Regions from separate parts of the Homo sapiens genome. Here region 2 is linked to region 1. Evidence: chromatin loops called from intact Hi-C (ENCODE). Cell type or tissue: dorsolateral prefrontal cortex. All regions are shown on one strand. Each heading gives the region's core, and the rest is flanking DNA. Links, peaks and the distances in the headings are about the cores only.

Region 1 (5,390 bases), core at 238-5,237:
GCACTTATGTTATCCAAGAGTTTGGTTTTGATTCCCACATATAGAAGAGTTTCTGCACATTGTTATAGGAAATATAACTTTTAAAAAGCTGATGTTTGTGAGCTGCTTGTGTACAGGAAGAAGAAACTAAAAATGTCTTATGTTTGGAAAGTCACACAAATCTTAAATCATGATTAAAAGAGGAATCAGTTAAAATGGTCCCTAGTTATATGGGTGTGGCTGTGGTAAATCATTACTTTTACCCTCAAGAACAAAACCCTATATATGTCAAAGACCTAGGGAAAAGTAAGAGTTTTATTACCTATCAAAAATCAGTATTTAGGAGAGATTCAACTGTATTTATATTCATCATCATAGTATTTTGAAGTACTCACTTCAGCATGAAACATAGGAAATTCCAATTTTACAGCATTTGCGATCGTGCGTTTTCTTGCTTAAGACAATATAACCTGCAGAGTGTAATACCTTGACATCACTGGGTCTTCCAAACAAGTTGCCGTAAAACATAAACTATGATTATTGAGTCTTAAAGAAATTATTTGCTCATGGGTACTCAAGTGATTTGAAAGTTGGGATCTAAGACCACGTTAATGAACAGAATTTGCTACTTTGTATCAACTTGGAAATATATTTCTTATTTAATTTTGTAGAACAAATATACTTCCTGGGATAAGTGGAGGATATATTAAGTACCCTCTGATGAATTTTTTCAGTGTCTAGTTAACTTAACGTTTAAATTTTCAATTTGAAGAAATAAACTGGGAACAGTAATGGGACAACAGGGTGCTAACCCAATAAAAAAAGTCACTTTCAGTTTGTTAGTGCATATTTATGTTGCAATGTAAGTTTCATAATTAAGTAGTGAATCTAAGTTAAAATTCTGTTTACAGTTTTTGCAAATTTCACCTTGGAGAATTGTTGAGTGAATTGTTTGCTTCATTTGAGGATGTAGAATAAATTATATTTTCCATAAAATGTCACCAACAGTGCTTATTTCCAAACAAAAAATAATTATGTATGTGGCTAGGTCTACTCACTTTGTAATACCTCTTTTGGGGCTCTTCTGTCAGAACTGAGGACACTTACAGTATCTAGAGCCTTTTCTAGGGAATATAACAAAAGCTTTTCTCCCTCTTCTAGCCCCCACAAATTTTACATCTTGCTGCCAGCGTATCTTTCAAAATAATAACAAGGTAGTCTTCTTGAGTAGTTTATAATGGATTTCTTTCTATGTTTAATAAAGCAAATGAAACTTAATTTTTAAAAAAACTAGAGGACTAAAAATTATTTTCATGAGAACTAAGTAAAATATAATTGATATTTGTATTAGTCCATTCTCATGGTACTATGAAGAAATACCTGAGACTGGGAGATTCATAAAGAGAAGAGGTTTAACTGACTCACAGTTCTGCATGGCTGGGGAGGCCTTAGGAAACTTACAATCATGGTGGAAGGTGAAGCAAACACATCCTTTTTCACAAGGCGACAGGAGAAGAAGCGCCGAGCAAAGGGGGAAAAGCCCCTTATATAACCATCAGATCTTGTGAGAACCCACTATCATGAGAACAGCATGGGGATAACTGCCCCCATGATTTGATTACCTCCCACTGGGCTCCTCTCACGACACGTGGGAATTATGGGAACTACAACTCAAGATGAGATTTGGGTGGGGACACAGCCAACCACATCAATATTTAAAATTGAAGTACTTCAGTTTTGATTAGTGTAGACTAATACAACATGCGAATGTAGAGGCCTTTTGCTCACTCTTCCCACTAAGAACTCAAGACCTTTGAAGGGTCCTGACAACAGACATTTCAGTGATAATTTACCAAGATAGCAGAACTGTTTGTTGCTAAAAATAGTTATGCAGGATAAAATGCAATCTATAATTTTATGAGAACCTGTGATTCTAGTTTACCTCCAATTACTAATATCCATATCTATGTTTGTATATTTTTTAATCAGGTGTGTTTTGGACTCAGAAGTTATTAAAAATTCAGTCAAATGATGGGAGTGATGTTTTGAAGATTAGAATCATGTAGCTGATTCACATGCGTTATTAGACCATGATAAGAAGCACAGAGGAAATATAACAAATGAAATCAGCCTTCTTGCCTACTGATTCTGCATAATTTTAAAAATTAAATTTGGGTTTTTGTCCATATGCAAATTTGTCCTAAAAATTTCCATCTTTTGAAAGCGTTTTGATACTTAGAAAAAAAAATTTAAGACTTTTCTAAATAGAATATACAAGATGGTACAATCTGATTGGATAATAATGCATCAGTGTTCTAAGTTAATAATTGTCTAAGGCAATAATTAACATTTAAAACATGCAGTGACATCATTTCTGAATTTTTTTCTACTTTCTACTTATCAAAATGCCAAATATAATTATACACAATTACTGCTTAAAGATGATGAAGGTTTTGATTTCAGAAAGTTCATCACTCTTACCTTTTCACAGAGAATTTAATTTGATGATCTATTAAGGCACAACAGGTGTCTGATTTAGCATATTTGACTATTTTCACAAGTCACAATCCATCTAACAAGGACAGATGTTCCCAGTAGAGGTCAGTCTTGTGTTGATAGTTATTGTATCATAAAGGAAAAACTAGGGATTTTATGTTTAAGTCCAGTATATTTGATATAGGTAGTAAGCCATTAATTGTGGAAGAAAGAAACTTAAAGATTGGTCATCTTTATTGTAACAAAAATTACTGTGGGTAATATTTTGGGTCCTTTATTACCATATGTTTTCCTCAAAACCCCAGAAAGCTTAACTGCTTGCTAAATACTCCCTAAAAGGAACTTACCAATGGTAGAAATGAACAATTATCTAAACGTAGCAACAGATAATTTGGGATAAATGTCAGATTATTGGATTTGAAACTGAAAATATTTCTTGCAAATTTCAGTTTGAGAAGAGAAACACAGAGGTAGGATAATTTCACGCATCAGCCCCTCACCTTAGCTGTCTTCTCTGCAATATGGGGACAACTGTGCTTGTTCTCTTTCCCTCAGATAAATCTTGTTTTATTCCTCAGACTAATGTTTTGGTCTATAAACCGAGAATTTTATAATAAATGCGGAGATGGCAATCGGAGATAAAGCATATGTTTACAAGTAATGCCTTTGGAGTTGTTGATGCCAAAATACAATAAGCAGTCAAACCAGCATAGCCCAGGAAACATCTTTGAGGTTACTGAGATGATAAATGACTTTACTGCAGGTAGATGGTGTGATGGAAAGAGCAGTGTGTTAGCAGCAGTGGTTCTGCCACCAGATAGCTTGAGGAGGCTTTAATTTCCCACACCTTAAATAAACATAATTAAGTAAACTGTGTTTGCTATGCAAATACAGTCTAAAAGCAAGACTCCTAGTTCCTTCTTTCGAACTAAATTATTACCCAACGGTCCTTCCTATTAGAATTTGTAGCACCAATATTAGTTAGAAATCAGAATATTTGGATTTTAACTTGTGGCACTGCCAGTTGGGCAAGTGACCTTGAGCAAGTCACAACCTCTCTGAGATTTGTCTTTTTCTCAGTAAAGTGAAGGGATTGGATATGGAAGGAACAAACTCCAGTGTTTTCCAGGACAGGAAGATATTAGAAGTTGCTGAGAATGGAGGGGTCAGTGGAGAAATGGAGTGTGCAGACCTTACAATAAGGTATCTGATAGAAACAAAGTGTTGAATGCTCTATGTTGGCCAAACTTATGCTTTATGTAGAGGTGGGCAGACAGATGCAGGTAAGAAAACTGGGAGAGAGGTGCCCAGTTACAAATGCAAAACTTCAACTCTGGTCTTCTGTCCGATGATCTGGAGTTCTTCCCACTTCGCCACACTAAGTCTTGTCGCTGACAGGAGTGTGTGGGCTTGATCTAAGCAAATCTCTGAAAGAGAGGGCTTATATTTGGTTCCCTTTATCCTCCATCTATGCCCCTTCTTTATTTTTTGGGTCCCTTTCTCTTTATCCACTACATCCTTAGTTGTGCTCAGGTGTTTCCTGAGCATGAGCTTTGTAGGCGACACATTTCAGGAGCTGAAACAGCCCAGACCCCACCTCTCTTTTCAGGCTCCCCACTATGATGTTGACATTTGCCCTCCACAGAGCTTATACCAGGCTGCATTATGTTTCTTCATGAAGACTAGTTAGCTAAGCAAGTACTTAGAGCCCTTTCATTCATTCAGTTTATTGTAGAGCCTTAATACTGCAGATGCTAGGCTGGGCAATGATGAAGGGAGAAAGACGGCTTTAACTCTGAAGGAGCCTCAGCCCAATGAGGAAAGCAATATGTCTACGTGTAACTCTAGATGATGAAATCAGACCCCTGTAGTGTGCAGGGTACACAGAGGAGAGATAATTTTTCCAGGGCAGTGGAGGGATATGCAAGGTGTTACTGAGGAGCTAATATTCAAGCTGAACCCTGAAGAATGTGTCCACTAGTGAGGAAGGCAGGGCAGAGGCATTTTCTCAGAGGAAATAGCATGAAATAGGATCTGGTGACAACTAGAAATGACTTACCATTCCATGTGGTCCAGGTAATGCTAATACTTCAATATAAAGTCTGACATGGCTCTCTGTAAAGGACTGAGTAATAAGGGGATTTCATGAACTGTGGCCAGGCAGGCAGCGGACTTATTTTTAAGTAAGGAGTTTTTTGGCACCTGTCAAATAACATCTCCGAGATGGCTTCCTTTACATATTCCAGGTCAGTTGATCCAGATCTCAATGCTCTTTGCAATTTTTGGATTCTTAGTAGGTTGCTGCTACACCATGGTTTCTCTTTCCACATTTTCACAGGGCATTCCTGCATTAGTCTGTACTGATGAGTTTACAATGGTTGCAATAATTGTTGGTGTTGATGAACCTTCCTTGCACTTTATGTAAAAGAGTGATCCTTTTATTGCCAGTTTCTATTTTTCCATCAACAGCCTGATATTCCATGCCTCTGGGTCCATACTGTTCCATTTCATAACATTTAATGAATGTTAGAAGTGGCTCTGCAAATGCATTGCCTTAATCTTGTTGCCTGCAGTGAGATGCTTTTAATATTTTCTCCACATGTGAACTCAGTGTTTTCCTTTAGGTTTTCTTTAATTTCCATGTGGTTAATGTCACTACTGCAGGGAGCCTGGATATTTATAGATTTTTCCCTTTCACTCTATCTTCAATAATTTGCTTTTGCATTCAGTGAACACATCCATCACAATAAATGGTCCTTTTCTCATTTGTATTGACTTGCATTTATATAAACCAGACTTCCTTTTTATAGTATTATCAATGTTCATGGCAATTTTCAGTAGCTTGGGGAGCTGGGTATGAGAGTTGGCACAGAGCTGCAAGTTTTCAAATGACTCATGTCATGATGCCTGGTTTC
Region 2 (5,390 bases), core at 332-5,331, 91 kb after region 1:
TCCTTTAGTGGAATGGACTCTGCCCAGGGAGTCAGTGGACTGCTGTTTGCTGGTTGATTTTAGACAAGTTACTTTATGTTTGTGGGCCTCATTTTCCTCTGAGCAAAGACATCTCTAACCTGAGTCACAGCACAATCTTTGTGGTCTGACTCTGTCTGGGGCATGGAAAATTGTGTGTGTGTGTGTGTGTGTGTGTGTGTGTGCATGTGTGTGTCTCCAGTCACTGGTTCTGGGGATGTTCCTCCAAACTGTTCTTGCCTTCTTTCTGTTATCCAAACTTTTCTGTGCAGAAGAACAAGATTTAAGTTTGAATGGATCATTGTTTCTTTTCGGCTAAACAACTGCTGATAGTCAGAGGATGACCTATTTCTGAAGCAGACGACCAAGGAGAAATTTATGGATTTCTATTCTTTAGACTTAACCAGTGTTCCTTCTTGGAACATATGTTATGGAACTTGACTAATCGCCCTGGCAATATGTTGCCAAAGTTTTCCTGGCAATAGATCAAAGTCTGTAATATACCAGCACATCAGCTTTGCAGAGCTCAGACAATGAGAAAACAGGTAGGGGTGGGAGAAAGCACTTGCAATTAATTTTGGAGTCAGATTTTGATAGAAAAGTAGAAAGAGGATAGGACTAATTGACTTCTGAAAGAATTACAGGTGGCTGGTGTGCCCCATGACTCACACTGTAATCTAAATACTTTGGGAGGCCAAGGTGGGAGGGTCTCATGAGGCCAGGGGTTTGAGATCAGCCTGGGGAACATAGTGAGACCCTGTCTCTACAAAAAATAAAAAAAATTAGCCAGGCTTAGTGGCATGTGCCTATGATCCCAGCTGCTTGGGAGGTTGAGGTGGGAGGATCACTTGCAACTGGGAGGTTGAGGCTGCAGTGAACCGTGTTCACACCACTGCACTCCAGCCTGGACAACAGAGCAAGATCCTGCCTCAAAAACAAAAACAAAAACAAAAAAAAAGAAAGACAAAAAAGAATTGCAAGCGGCCAATACATAAGAGAAGATGCCTAACACCTAACCCCCCAATTAGCATTGTGATTATAAAGATAACAATGCTATCATTTCCCCACATCATTTTGGCAGAAATGTGAATGGATGGTTAAACTCGGTGTGCCTGTGAGTTTGATGAAATGGATGTGCTCATACAACTACCTGATACAACCTTTTGGAGGGCAGGTGGCTGATACTTACTGAAATGTGAAATGTATAATCTTCTTGCCCAGAAATTCTGGGTCTAGGACTTATCCTAAGAAGACAACTATACAAATGTAAAAATACATTTATGTAGTATGTTTGCAAAAGCATATTCATGGGGAAAATGAGAAATAACTTTAATGTTTATCAATAGAGAACTGGTATAGTAAATTATGATAAATACCTACTGTGAAATCCTGCATAGTCAATAAAATGATGGTGTAAAGCTTCATATATTAATGTGAAAAATTATTTAATGGTACAAAACAGGTTATGAAACACAACAATCACATTTCTATACAGTCATATTACTAGAAATATGGGAAGTTGTTAATTTAAATCTGAACAGTTAGAATTTCAGGCTACCTTTACTTCCTTTGCTATTTAACTGTTTCCTCTCCCACCTATCAACTCTATGTCCTTAGGGAAACTTATTTAACCTTTCTCACTCTTGGTGAAAATGGAGATAATACCAAACTCTTAGAGGTTGTTGTGAGAATCAAGCAATAAAATACATGTCAAGCACCTAGTAAAAAATGTATTTTGATTTTTTTTTGTCATACACAGTTTCCTTTTTTTCTTTCATTATGTGAGTACAAACAGCTGTGTTCCTATGCCCAGATTCAAAGAGAGAAAGCTAAGTGGGCTTTTGAATAACTTCCACTTATTTTAATGCAGGGAAAGCTCTAGTTCCAAATATGTGGAACAGTATTTTCCTAAGGCTGCAATGTGTCAGAAAAAGACCATATTGAGTCATTGTTTTCTGAAGCCAAGACAGGAGATTGAGAGACGGATGCTGATGGGCAGCCTAAAATAATATTTCATTCTTGTCATCCTTAGGCAGTTTAAGACCAAGTCATTTTGGATAGATCTACAGTTTCCCTCTCGGTTTGGAAGAACAAAGCTTTTGTTATTTATGTTCTTAAACAACAGCGCTTTGTCCTATACTCAGGAGCGTGCAAAGCAAACAGAAGATTTCCTGAACGGCCATCCCATTTATGGTGAGGAGTCAGTCCAAGAGGTAAGTAGACATACTCAGCTGCAACCATCTGCAGAGGGCCCACATTGGCAGCAAAAGGAAATAGCCAAGACTCACAGGAGCACAACAGCCAGTCAGGTTTGGGATTCACTTCTCTGATACTGTGCCAAAGTTGGTGGACTCAGCCATTCTGAAACTCACTGTTCACTTGGGGCCTGCTTTGCACAACAAAACAAATAGCCCTGTTTTGCTTTCCATGTCTGAGGCAGAAAAATAAAAATGGCAATATTTTGAGTGTTTTTACATTGGGAATTTCTGGTCCATAGATAATTATTTCAGATACCCCTGTGTAATCTTTTCAGAGCTGTTGAAAACTGTGGAATAGGGGATAATTAGGGCTCAAGAGATTTCATTAATGGTTAAAGGATCATTAGAAGGACACGTACTGTATCCCTCTTCTTATTTCTCTTCCTGCACTAAAACAACTCCTGGCTTGCTACCATACTTCCGCACCCATGTGCAATTTTCACTTAGCAAAAGGTCAAGTCTAAGTAGAATCTATGAAGTTGGGATTGATTCTGATTGGTAATAATGCTAGCTAGCAAGCATTGAAAATTTGTACCAGGTTTTCTGTTAAGTAGTCTGCATGCACTATCTCAATGATTCTTAAGGAGTGGTCCATAGATCACTGGCTTTACAAACATTGACGCATGGTGGTGGGTGTGGGCAATGAAAAGGCAGATTCCTAGATTCTACTCTAGATCCATGGGATCAGCATCCTGTAGTGGGAGCCAGGGATCTACCATTTTAGCAGGTGCCTTGGGTCATCATCCTTATGCACATGACATTCGAGAGCCACTGTGTTATTTCCTAGTGCAACTGTGACTCAGTGTAATCTGCTTTCTTTCCACTCCTCTGATTTCTGTGTGTAAATTTTCATGACAAAAGTTAGACAAAATACCATGGACTGAAGTTAGATATAGAGCAACTCATGTCTCTTTTAGTTGCTGGTGATTGCAAATGTATCTCCATGGCCAAATTGCTTTTGAGGCACTATATGTGATATTTATCTGTATTGTGGGAAGGTTAAAGAAGTGAGAACTCTTTCCTTGCTTAGTGGTGGCCTGTGCTCTGGAGGTAGAGAGGAAGACACAGGGGCCATGGAGGTGGGACTTACAGGTGTGGTACAGGTTGTATAATCATGATGGTGACCCTGCATGGAGAAGGGAAAGCTTGACCTTTTCCTTGGCTCAGGGCTATGCAAATAGGGCTGGCCCATTTCTGAGAGGGGAAGGTAGCTGATATGCAGGTGTGATTCCCTAGGGCCCAGAAAGACCTGCCTGCCTTCTGCCTTTGTTGTCATGCTTCATGAGGCCTGAAATGTTCACTGGTGGTTATTTCTCTGGTTCTCAGCTTTAGCTCTAGAAAGCCCCTATTGAAATGACATGCCACTTGGAAGATAGCAGGACCATTTACTTATATTTTCACAGACTGCTTTAATCTGCTACTCTGGGGATGGCACACAAAAAGATTTAGTTGATGGGAGGGAGGTTAGGCCCCTTTGTGGGCCACAAAGAAGAATCTGGGGAGCCCAGGGAGACTATTCTGGGGGTAGAAGTGAGGAGGAAAGGCTCTAAAGACAAACTGGACCTATGTCACAGTTCCGAGGGCTGTCCTCCAGAATACATTGTTTTCCTGAAATTCTCCAGCCCCTTCCATCATTTTCCTCTCAGTGAATGTCCAGTGCTGAATAACTGCCCCCTTAGTCACAGGACTGGACTGCAGCAGTGCTGCAGGTGGTGAGGCTCAGTGGCACAAGTGGCTCTGGGAGGGAATCTTGATGTCGGATTCTGTAGCTGCACCAGCAGAGGGGGAAGAGGGAGATAATTACCCACCTCTGAGTCTGAGATCCCCCTACCCCCAGTGCATTCTTCTGCCAGGAGCAGGATCATTAGAATAAGTGAGACTTAGCTTAGCTCATTCAACTCCTTGCCAGGCCCCATGCAAAGCTTTCAAACTTTCAAATATACGATCATTTCTAGAGACTATGTTGGGATCCCCTGCATTTCTTTATCCATTTGTTGAGAAGGACCAGAGATGATGCCTAACTTTAGCCAAGAGTTTGTCTGTGGGTCCGATAAGCCTCACATTTGATTTTATTGGAATTTTAATCTTGCAGAAAGTACCCTATGTTTCAATTTTAAAGCATTTTTTTTGTTAAACTGAAAACATCCCTCAATTTTTCCAATGTTCGTTTGTCCTCTAGTGCTAATTTATGTGGTAAGTGGTACTGGTTCATTAATTTACTCAGGAGGGTGTAACCACCTTTCATGGAGAAGGGGTGGCTAGGAAGGGGTTTCTAGTGAAGGAATTCATTTTTCTTGGTCTTCATGGTGGGTGCTGGGGAAGGGTGTGCAGTCAGAGGGGCTGCATTTGCAGAAACATGGCTCTGTGTGTGAGCCTGGGTTCTCAGGAATAGGAAGCAGGTAGGTGCAGTGGGTGGGTATTCATGTGACAGTGGAGGAAGATAAGGACAAAGATCATGCATGAGTAGTGAATGAATGAATGAATGAATGAATGAATGAATGAATGAATGATTGTGTATAGAAGTCCATACTCCTTCTCTGGGGTGGCTATTCCTTCACCAAGCAGACTCTGTTCTTTCTTCTGCTGCTTCTTAGTGAGCACGTCTAAGTCTCAGTTGATATTCTCTTGCTCTGAGAAATTTCTCATCAATGGGAGGAGAAAATATAATTCGCTTCAACATAGCTCATATTTAAGCTGAGAATTCAGCATGAATTCCAGACATGGTTCATGTATTTTGGATAATCAGCATAGCTGTTCATGATCGGTAACCCTCTTTTTTCTCCTCCTTCAAATCGTTTTTGGTTAGGTTACCATGACTGAAGATTAATGACTTCCATTATTTTTTTTCCCTCATGCAGGAATGTTTAAACTAGTCTAAACTTTGTACCAACTATCATATGAATCATGTCTACTACTGTTACCCCTTGTGTGTCATGTCCTGGGTTAGTGTCCTTGCATGACACAGCAAAATACAGGGCAGGGTTAAAAGTGTCAATTGAGAACCAGGCAAAAAACTGATGATTAATAGTGACCAACACACTTCACTGTGCTGTTATCTTAGAGGCCTTAAGGCAAAATCTTACTTACAAATATTAGTTGAAATGCAATATGTGA

What was found. A loop is a pair of places that touch in the nucleus more often than their neighbours do. Peaks named below come from ENCODE experiments on the same cell type or tissue, not always from the same donor. Only the 100,000 strongest peaks of a DNase experiment are listed, where the experiment ranks them.
Region 2: a loop joins it to region 1, with 2.3 times the contacts of the local background. A loop is called at or near these places in 3 of 110 quality-filtered maps.

The regions. Positions count from the first base shown.
Region 1 is chr5:60,583,693-60,589,082 of GRCh38, reverse strand. No RefSeq gene overlaps it. Among named protein-coding and RNA genes, the nearest start is that of PART1, 99 kb to the right of the region's middle. In dorsolateral prefrontal cortex, for the core only: a CTCF peak has its summit at 2,586 (motif pointing right); no DNase peak of the experiment used is centred there.
Region 2 is chr5:60,492,980-60,498,369 of GRCh38, reverse strand. All of the region lies in intron 1 of PART1 (prostate androgen-regulated transcript 1), which reads right to left. It also overlaps a transcript of PDE4D not described here. Among named protein-coding and RNA genes, the nearest start is that of PART1, 8.0 kb to the right of the region's middle. In dorsolateral prefrontal cortex, for the core only: no CTCF peak of the experiment used is centred there; a DNase peak (open chromatin) is centred at 2,271; H3K4me3 peaks cover 714 bases; H3K27ac peaks cover 4,879 bases.